3 separate regions of the Homo sapiens genome follow, and all the other regions are linked to region 2. The links are chromatin contacts, found by Hi-C in ENCODE. All regions are on one chromosome and are shown on one strand. Each heading gives the region's core, a stretch centred on a gene start or an enhancer-like site at or near the end of the contact. The rest is flanking DNA. Distances are from core to core; before and after follow the strand shown. Region 1 holds the start of EFHC1 (EF-hand domain containing 1). Region 2 holds the start of BAG2 (BAG cochaperone 2). Region 3 holds the start of GCLC (glutamate-cysteine ligase catalytic subunit).

Region 1 (3,153 bases), core at 15-2,514, 4.8 Mb before region 2:
GATAGCTTTCTCCCCCCCCCCCCAAAAAAAATGTTTCAGGAATAGGATTATGTTTCTTTTAAGAAAAAATAATTTAAGCAAGTTTTGTAAAAAGCATCAAAGGCTATACCTATGATGCTGACAATATTTCACCTCACTTATCTGCTTCTTTCCCAAGACTTAGTCTTTCTCTTTGAAGGAGCTGTGTTCCTCCTAGTGGTTCTGATCTTTTTCATTGCAGCTGCAGGTACAAACGAGGGATTGAGGTGACCACCCTTCAACCTGCAGCTCTTCAGTCAACAAAAATCAAGTACCTATCAGAGTGCACCCTGCCCTGCAGCACATATTCAAGGCTTTCCCTACAAAAACAAAGGTGTTTAACCGAAGGGATTGATGGTAGAATAAAGAGAGCTGGGCGCGGTGGCTCATGCCTGTAATCCCAGCACTTTGGGAGGCGAGGTGGGCGGATCGCTTGACCCCAGGAATTCGAGACCAGCTTGGGCAACATAGTGGGACACTATCTCTACGGAAGGAGGGAAGTAGGGAAGGAAGGAAGGAAGCAAGGAGGGAAGGAGGGACGGAGGGAAGGAGGGAAGGAAGGAAGGAAAAAGAAAAGAAAGGAAAGAAAGAAAGGAAAGAAAGAAAGAGAAAGATTGATTTTAAAAAAGAGTTAAAAGGGGAAAAATACAATGTGGCAGTGGGAGAATTAAGGATGAGATGATTGCATTAGTTCATTGACCATCCCTGAGCAACAGAAACACAATCATGGGTAATCCTCGGCCCCTGCCTACAAGAAGCATGGGTCTAGTTTAGTAGCACTGCCAACTGGACCGACCATTTACACTTCTGTGTGAAATGGGGCAGAGGGGGGAGAAAAGAGTGCCTGAGCTCACAGCGTTGGCGGGGCGCAGTGAGGTCCGCCAGGACTAGGTGGAAGGAGAGAAGGAACGTCCCTCTCTGCAACTCATCTAAGGGCCTGCTCGGACCCCGGATCTCACAGCGAGAACTACCGCCTCGCTACACCCGCCTTTCCCCGCGCCACCCAACAGCTCCCACGTCTCATCCTCCGGGAGCGGGGCGGGGCGAAGCGGAAGAGGAGGGGCCGACACAACCACGCCCACTAGCCGCGCTCCAAGGCCGCGGCCCACTTACCGCGAGAACGCGGAGTCCTGCGGATGGCGCACGCGCAAACCTCCTGTGATGCCTGCGCCTCCTGGCCCCGCCTTCCGCTCGTGGGAGTTCCGGATGTTTAGCGTTACCATGGATCCTGGAGGTGCCCGCGAACACTGCTTGTCGCCTGGGCAACCGGAGAGGACGAAGCAGGACCTAGGTGGCGGCGGTGGTACCGGCTGCAATGGTGTCCAATCCCGTGCATGGCTTGCCCTTTCTTCCGGGCACGTCCTTTAAGGACTCTACGGTGAGCAGTTATCTGCCAGACTCCCACCTGTCCCCACCTTCCAGCAGCCCAGGAGGTTTCCCCGCTCAGTGCACCTCCATTCCCCTCCACTCAAGTCTGTCTTCTCTCCAAACACGTCTTCTGTCCTGACCCTGTTCTTTATTCTGGGCCGAACTTCTGCCGTTCTTCCCTAGCCATCCTCATCCCCTCTCTCCGATCCTTTGCCCTCCGCCTCATCCCTCTCTAGTTTTTTCCCACTCCATCTTGGCAGTGTGTTGGCGCCTTCATTCTCATCCCGTTAGCCGCGTTCTTTCTTACGGCCCTGCTCCTCCAAGCCCCTGCCTCTTGTCCCTTTAGATCACTGTTTCCCCCACCCTACTCCCAACCTATCTCTGGGCCCTCTCCCTAGCTCGTTCTCTCACATCATAACCTGTCTCCGTCCATCGCCGCCCTTAAAACCCCCCGCCACTATGCACCTTCAACCTCATTCCCACAGGTCCGTCATTCCCGCCCCACCTCTTCCTCTTCTGAATCCTGTACCCGGTAGTATCTCCCACTCCCAGCTCCATTTCCTGTTTTGTATGTATATCGATTCCGCTCCTCTTCTTTCCGCCAGGTCTTTTTCCTTTCTTCTTTATGCTTGCATCCAACCCCATTCTTTTTTCTCCATCTTCTACATTTTCCACAATTTAGTCCCATCCTCTCCCCATTCCTTTCTTTCTCCGTTGCGGGTTTTCCCCAAAACTTGCTCACCTTCCTCCCAAAGCATCTTTCCCTGCTTTGTAAGAGATATTCCTTTCCAGTTCCCTCAAGAATTGATTAGTTGCTGTTTATTCTTCCCCGGCCCTGTTCTTTTTATTCTAACGTTTTTGTAAAAAGATTCCTGTTTAGATTTTGTTTTGCTCCTTCCCCAACCTTGTGTTTTTATTTGCATTTTCTAGACAAAATTTTTTAAAAAGTAGCAGCAGCTTGGATTCTTTTTTTTTTTTAAACTCTTGCCACAGTTTAGCTCTTAAAATTATTTGGTTTGTTTTAATTCTGACAGGGCTACTGAAATGTATGTGCTGAAAAATCAATAATGAGATTCAGTAGACTGATCATCATAGATGAGCTAACAGTAGTTTATGTTTATATAGTTTAATACTTTAAACTCTTGCCTTCCTCTCCAGCTTCACAAAGTTAAAATATTTTGTCAATTTATTTTCTTTGGAAGAATCAATTTAGAATGAAATCGAAAGTTTGGTGAGAGAATTTGTATTCTGAATCTCTGTAATTATCCCTGCATTAAGACACAACATCATAGATTTTTAGTTTCAGTGGACTTTTCAGTTTTATGTAATTTAGAAAATGTTGTAGGCACTTGCCTGCCCTATACAGGATGAGCTTAAGCTTTTGGTGTTGGTGAGTATAGACAGGGCTGAGTTGATACAGGGAATTACAGAGGTGTGGATGGAAGTGCAAAGCTCTAAAAACATATTGCTGTATTACAAGTAAGAAGAACTGTGCATTGGACATATTTCAGATTTTAAATACACTGGCCAAGTGTCAACCAATTTGCCCTATTTGAAATTTGAAAAGCATCGTCAGTATATCTTCAGCAGTGAAGGACTGAATATGTATTAATGTAATTCTAAAGACATGCAGATAAGAAGTTAAAAAATTTTTAAAGGGGAGTGGGAAAACGATTTTAAAAAAAGACACACAGAAGGTGAACCATAATGGACAAGAGGGGTGGAAAGGGCCGAGGTTGCCTTGCCTGGGGTGTCTGTGAGTTATGG
Region 2 (3,102 bases), core at 211-2,710:
TTCTGAGAATAAATGGTATGATCTGCCTTATTTAGGATTGCTGTAGTTGCTGCACTGAGATAACATGTACATGAGAGGCAAGAGTAGAAGCAGGGAGACCAGAGAGGAAGGTATTGTAGTATTCCAGGTGCAAACTCACCAGGTAGCTTGAACCAGAATGGTGGCGGTAGAATTGGGAAGAATCTGGATATATTCTGAAGGCAAAATTGATGGGGTTTACTAATGGTGTGGATCTAGGATAAGAGAGAAAAAGAGTTCAGGATGATTCTAAAGTCACTTGATAGACTTTCAAACCACTCACAAAATGTGTTTTGTTTTCGTTTGTGTCATGATAAAGTTATTTTTAATAAGGTCAAATAATCCCCTACCCCAAGAGTTAATTAGGATTTAAAATGAGTTCAGAGGGAATTGGGATCCAGCCTTAAGGGCTTCAACTCTGTTCAAGTATTTAAATGGCTTTGATCTCTGATTAAAGGTGGTGGCTCAGCTTTAAACTATTATTATCTATCATTTTCTGTGCCCTGTACATTGTCATCCTTGCAATGAGAGGCATAGAGCTATCAGGAGAGGGGACTAAAGCCTAACTTTTTAAGTAGACTAATCTTTGTATCCTCAGCTCTATTCCGTCTTTTACCGACAGCTGGTGCCTGACCTAGAGGCCTACTGCATCTTTTTTGTTAACAGGATTTTTAAAAGTTGAGGACTTTTTAATGCCAATTATTTCACTCAGAATATTTATTTATTTATTTATTTTTTTGAGACAAGGTCTCGCTCTATCGCCCAGGCTGGAGTGCAGTGGCGAGATCTCGGCTCGCTCAACAGGAATAATTTTAATAGCAAAAATTTAAAACCCCTTCATTAAGCCAGGCGTGGTGGTTCACATCTGTAATCCCAGCACTTTGGGAGGCTGAGGTGGGAGGACCGCTTGAACCCGGGAGGTCGAGGCTGCAGTAAGTCGTGATCGCGCCACTACACTCCAACGTGGGCGACAGTTAGACCCCATCTCAAAAACAAAAGAAAATTAGAATGGTAAAAATGAAGTAAATTCACTTTGCTTCCCACATCTAGCTAGACAGGGAAAGATGGAGTAGCTTTTTCTTTTTTACTTCATAGCTTCAGTGTTGTCCGGGCTTTCATTACTCTCATCTCAGTATAAAGTGGTAACAGGAAGGTCAGGTGAGTGTGGGCTGCCTACGAGCTGTACTTACTGCCTTCTGTTTCACAAAAGGACGTTTTCTCCCCATAATGTCGTTGTTCTTGCTTTGAATTATGGGTGCTGGGAGAAACTAAACGAAGCCGTCACTGAGCAATACACCCACAGCCCGTCGACCGATAGGAACCTTCGCGTGGGGGGAGTTGGTTACTTTTAGGTTGCATGAAGAGGCGGGGCCTCGCGGGGCGGAGCTGGGGGTGGTCTGTGGGTCCGCGCGGGCTTCGGGTAGTTCCTGGGTCCGGGGAGCAGACGATCCGCTAGCCACATTAGGCGCTCGGTCTCTGCGTCCGCCCCTCCCGTGCCTCAGAGACTTGCGCTCCCCAGGCCCGAGCCCCTGTCGGCCCATCCTCGAGCCCGTGTGGCTCGCGAACCTCTAACTCCAGCCGCTGCAGCCCCCTCCCAGGCCCGGCGTCCCCGAGCCCCGCGGGCGCCGCGCCTGCCCTTCTTTGGCTACGCTGCAGCCGCGGTGTCGGCGAGTCCTCCCGGGTTGCCCCCGCGGGCGTCAGAGGGAGGGCGGGCGCCCGCGTGGTGACGGCGACGCCTGCAGCCCAAGGAGCGCTCCACTCGCTGCCGCCGGAGGGGCCGGTGACCTCTTGGCTACCCCGCGTCGGAGGCTTAGATGGCTCAGGCGAAGATCAACGCTAAAGCCAACGAGGGGCGCTTCTGCCGCTCCTCCTCCATGGCTGACCGCTCCAGCCGCCTGCTGGAGAGCCTGGACCAGCTGGAGCTCAGGTGAGCTCCGGGCGGGCGGTCTCGGGCGTTCTGCTCGCCGCGCGGGCGGTTCGCGGGCGGTTAGCGGACGGAGGCCGCGTGTGGCGGGCCGGGGCCTGGGGCACAGTGAGGCTGCGGCAACCGAAGTTGCTTGTTGAGATTTGTTGTGGATGGACGTGGTGTAGTTTTGTTTGTTTCTTGGATTATCTCCCCTAGTCCGAGAGAAAACGCATTCGATTTAAGCTAAACCTGTGAGGGCGTTATCGGTGGCCACACTTTGATTAATTTACCTAGGTGTTAGGGAGCGGAAAAAAATCAGAGGAGATAAAAGTTACAGTGAGATTCCATGCGATTAAGGACTGTGGCAGCTTGGGTCTGCAGAACTTCTAGAACCTTCTGTGTGGCCCCAAACGTTTTAACTTACTCTTCTCGTTATGCATTTTTTAAGGGAGGCAGCAGTTTACAGTGGCCCTCCACGTGAAGTTAAGTTTCCTTGCTTCAGAACAAAAATGAATAAAACAAAACCAACCCAGCAATCCATTGAGAGCAAAGATTAGACAGGAGTGAGGGGTAGGCAGTAAGTTACCGGGTGCTTCGTGCAGCAGAGACGTTGCCGCTTCTGTTTCTCCCCTAACCTCGCGGACGGGATTCAGCGGTTCCGTTCGTCTCTCGGTATTTATTGGGCACCTCCCTACATAGAAGACTAAGTGCTAGTTACTGGCCTGAAAGCATGAAAAGATAGTTTTCCCCTTTTCTTGCTTAAGAATTTATTTGGTAATACAGTAGTAGACTTGTATAGAATTTCTAAACAATTTAATGTTAATAGATTTTTGGAAAGACTTTAACGGTGTATTGAAAAGTTTTATCTACTTCCTGTGAACGTTTGTCTCAAGTTACTGTGTAAATTTTGTGAGCAGGTGTAGTTAAAAGAAAATCTTGTTAGGCACCTGCAATTCCGTGAAACTGTACACAGGAGTTGGTTACATAGTTTTGTCTAGGTTGTGCATGAGCAAAGAAGCATGTGAGCCAAAAAGTTTAGGAAACACTGCATGTGTGTCTTTATCTTCCTACATTAATACACCCAAACATGAAGTATCTGTTTGCTGAGAAAATACTTCAATAACCACGGTATCTCTTAACAAGTGAGGCATTATTATTGTTACTATTGGGAGAAAAGA
Region 3 (3,376 bases), core at 438-2,937, 3.6 Mb before region 2:
TTCAGCTGTAGGAGGTAGAATCCCAATCTTAGAAAAAAAAAAAAAACTAACTTTTTGAAAGGAGATATTCTGCACTGGTGTAACAGCACGTCAGCACTTAGGCCAAGATTGATAACAACACTGGCCAAAAGATAAACAATTTACACAGGTGGCAAGCCATCTAAGGCAAAAGCTAAAAACAAAAACAGAGATGGACTTCTCAAGAAGTCATTTAATGTGTACTGCATACACACGTAATTTTCAAAAACAGAAAGGGAAGGCACAAAAAGTTTTGGCAGATGACACTAAATCAACAGTTTTAACATTGCTGCATTCCAGATCATTCCAATAAACAATGGTTCAACCTACTGAGAATCTAGAGACATTTCATCTCTAGGCAGAACACTGGTTTGTAAAGTTTAGTTGCTGGACCTAGGCCATGGAAAGACACAAGCAAATCCTAATGTTGAAACTCTAAATGCATTCCCACTTAGAATTAAACAGGAAAGGGAAGGTTCCTCCCCCATGTAGGAAACTGAGCCGTAATTTACTGGTTTCAATTTATAGCTATGAAGTGTGTGTGTTTTGGAGGGGAGGGAAGATGAGAAGTTGGAGAGGTTTAAGGAAAAGACACCTGCATGAGGTAGGGCAGAAGTGGACATCCTGAAGACCTGATTTCTAAAAGCAGCAGGCCTACTAGGAAAACTTAAATCTCTTTCATATTGACCGCAAAAGCGAATTTTGAGCCTGTAAGGTGGATCATGGTAGTTGCCGGTCTGCAGATACACTAGGTTGAAGACTCGCAGCACCTAATGTCACTTTTTCATGCTCACGCCCTCCCAGCGCCCAATCCGTGTTTATGGAATGAAGGGGAAAACCCAAAAGAATGAATGAACAAGAAAGGAGTCTAGTCAGGAGGATGGCCCTGGACGCGGACTAGGCGAAAGCAGGGACGATGCTCCCGGGGCCGGGAGGCGCTCGAGGACCCCCGGGCGCAGTGGAGAACGCGGACCGCGATAGGGCCGGGGGCGTAGGGCAAGACAAAGGCAGCGCGGGCGGCCAGACACGGGTGCCCGGCGGGGACGGGGACCGCGGGCGCTCACCTCATCGCCCCACTTGAGAACGTCCTTGTGCCGGTCCTTGACGGCGTGGTAGATGTGCAGGAACTGGAGGATCCCGTGCCGCCGCACGTGGTCGGCATGGCGCTTGGTTTCCTCCCAGCTCAGCGGCGAGCCCTGGGACAGCAGCCCCATGGCCGCCCCCTCCTCCTCCTCCTCCTCCTCCGGGCTGACGGCGGTCGCCCGCTCCGGGCGCGAGACGGACACTCAGCCGCCCGCAGAAGGCGGCTGCCGCTCCACCCCGCGGGGGCGCTCTCGGGCCGCAGTCGGCGGAGGGAGGGTCCTGCCCGCTCCGGCTCCCCGGCGGCGGCCCCTGGCGCCCAGGTGACAGACCCTGGGTCCGACGCACCGCGCGGAGGCGAAGGCAGAAGACCGAGAGCAGGCGGGACGGCTCTCGGCCCGGCGGCCTCGCCCTCCCCGCTGCTCCTCCTCCCGCTCCGATGCGGCGGCGGCGGACCCCACGGCCGCGCTGCCGCGGCGGCTCCCGCTTCTCTTTGCCGGTCTGGTGCACTGGCTTCTTCCTACTTGTGACCAAAACCTGCGCCGCCGCGGAGCATGCCCAGTCTTTGCGTCCGCTAGCTCGCCGCTCCTGGGCGCGATCCTGCGCTCCAGGTTTTATAGACTACGGGCGAAGGCGGGGAGAGGAGGCGGTGCAGCGGCGGAGGCGTGGCCTGAAGCCCGGTGGGAACCGCGGGGGCTCAGGAGGCGTGTGCAAGGGTGATTGGGTCGCAGTTGAGGGGAGCAGCTCGCGAGAAGGGGGCGTGCGGTCGGCCTCGCTTTACGCAAACGCGACATATCAAAATGCATTTTTTTTCCTAATCAGAAGAGATAAACTTGGGATTCGGGAAGAAAGTTGATTATTTGAATCAATGACGAACTCACCATATTATGTTTTAGTTGGACAGGGCCTCACACTTAGAGTGAGAGCGGCAGAATGTGTTGAGAAAAGTATTAACATGGTAGTGAAGTGAAACAGTTCAACTCTAGGCTCCATCACTTACTGACTGTGAGACTTGGGACGAGTTCTTCCCATATCTGCATAAAATTAGATTAATTCTATCTTTTATAGATGTCGTAATTATGTGCATAGTGTACATGTGTATAGTGTTGGCCAAAAAATTGACCTGGTTATTAAGAGGAATCAATTTGTCAACATGTGTAAATCATTATTCCCTACTGTCTTGATTAACTGGTGACCTATGTTCTCTGGATGGCACGGACACCATTTATTGCAAAAAGTCTCCAGACAGACCATATGAGGAACCATCTCCAAAAGTTTATCCTCCATCTAAACCTAAAATTCATCCCTTAAGTGATCAAAATGACGTTCTTGTGAGCCTACCGTGGGGTGGGGTTGAAGATAGTGGGAACACCTAGAGTTGGCCTTATCTCGGAGGGAAAGGAGAGGAAGGAGGTACCGTGCCCCCAAGTGATTGTTTAATAAATATGTGTTGACAGAGCAATGACCTGTCAGGGGAAAAGTGAAGGCAACTAGATCATACATGTACCTACCCAGAAAGTGTGTATTTATCATACCCTCTTCCCTCGCACTACAGAGTTAACATTTAGTAAGCACTTATTAATTGCTAAATGAGTGAGTACATGATAGCAGGATTCTCTTCTCCCACAGCCTTCATATTGGATGTGCCCCTCACAGGGCTTGGGGGCATGAATACCCAAGGTCTGGCTGGGATTTCCACAATGGTGTGTGTGTGTGTCTGTGTGTCTGTGTGTGTGTGTCTGTGTGTGGTAGGGATGTTTGAAGCTCAGGAGAAGATGTTTCCATCCTCATCACACAGGTGGGATAGAAATCAAACCACATTCTAATTTTTCCACAGCCTTTTCAACAACCTCCTTTGCCCTCCCACCAACCTCACCAGATCTGTATATGGTTCTGGCACTCTGTTGTTTTTCCTGCTTGAAATTCTCCATCTGACACACTCATGTTCATCTCTTGAGTCACAGTTATTCCTCTCTGTGTTTTGGTTGCATTCGTACATTAATGATAGAGTCATTTTAAAGATAGCTCCACACTAAATAGTGAATTCCTCTGGGGCACAGATGACTTATGCCTTTTGTACCTTTAATTCTAGAAAAGTGCTTGGTATAGAGTGTGTGCTTAATAAATGTTAGCTTCTCCGTGAAAAGCAGGTAGTGGGAGAGGGGGAGAAACAGTGTTTCCCATGTAGGTAAGACATCCAAGGATCATTGGGTTATTCTCATAATGTCATCTGACATTCTCATAGACCTGCATTGTTCAACACGACAGCCATCAGCCA

What was found. Hi-C counts contacts between places; a loop is a spot of excess contacts on that map. Pooled maps may share reads with other maps.
Region 1: a pooled map shows a loop between it and region 2 (5-fold over the local background). The contact joins the promoter of EFHC1 here to the promoter of BAG2 in region 2. A Hi-C loop is called at or near these places in 5 of 50 pooled maps.
Region 3: a loop to region 2 is called in a map of gastrocnemius medialis, with 8 times the contacts of the local background. The contact joins the promoter of GCLC here to the promoter of BAG2 in region 2. A Hi-C loop is called at or near these places in 1 of 168 maps with a recorded cell type or tissue (gastrocnemius medialis), 1 of 37 single-sample maps with no recorded cell type and 9 of 50 pooled maps.

What each region holds. Positions count from the first base shown.
Region 1 is chr6:52,419,078-52,422,230 of GRCh38, forward strand. It overlaps EFHC1 (EF-hand domain containing 1), which reads left to right and starts at 1,265. Exons shown (of 11, transcript NM_018100.4): 1 at 1,265-1,396. The coding sequence starts at 1,334. LOC124901331 (a long non-coding RNA gene) reads right to left here and starts at 1,904. Exons shown (of 2, transcript XR_007059611.1): 1 at 1,132-1,904. RefSeq lists an enhancer at 1,234-1,825.
Region 2 is chr6:57,170,866-57,173,967 of GRCh38, forward strand. It overlaps BAG2 (BAG cochaperone 2), which reads left to right and starts at 1,461. Exons shown (of 3, transcript NM_004282.4): 1 at 1,461-1,945. The coding sequence starts at 1,833. It overlaps ZNF451-AS1 (ZNF451 regulatory antisense RNA 1), which reads right to left and starts at 1,348. Exons shown (of 4, transcript NR_110742.1): 1 at 1,209-1,348; 2 at 140-233. RefSeq lists silencers at 1,474-1,553, 1,604-1,873 and an enhancer at 1,608-2,365.
Region 3 is chr6:53,543,414-53,546,789 of GRCh38, forward strand. GCLC (glutamate-cysteine ligase catalytic subunit) reads right to left here and starts at 1,688. Exons shown (of 16, transcript NM_001498.4): 1 at 1,083-1,688. The coding sequence starts at 1,232. RefSeq lists enhancers at 372-1,113, 952-1,011 and a silencer at 1,232-1,661.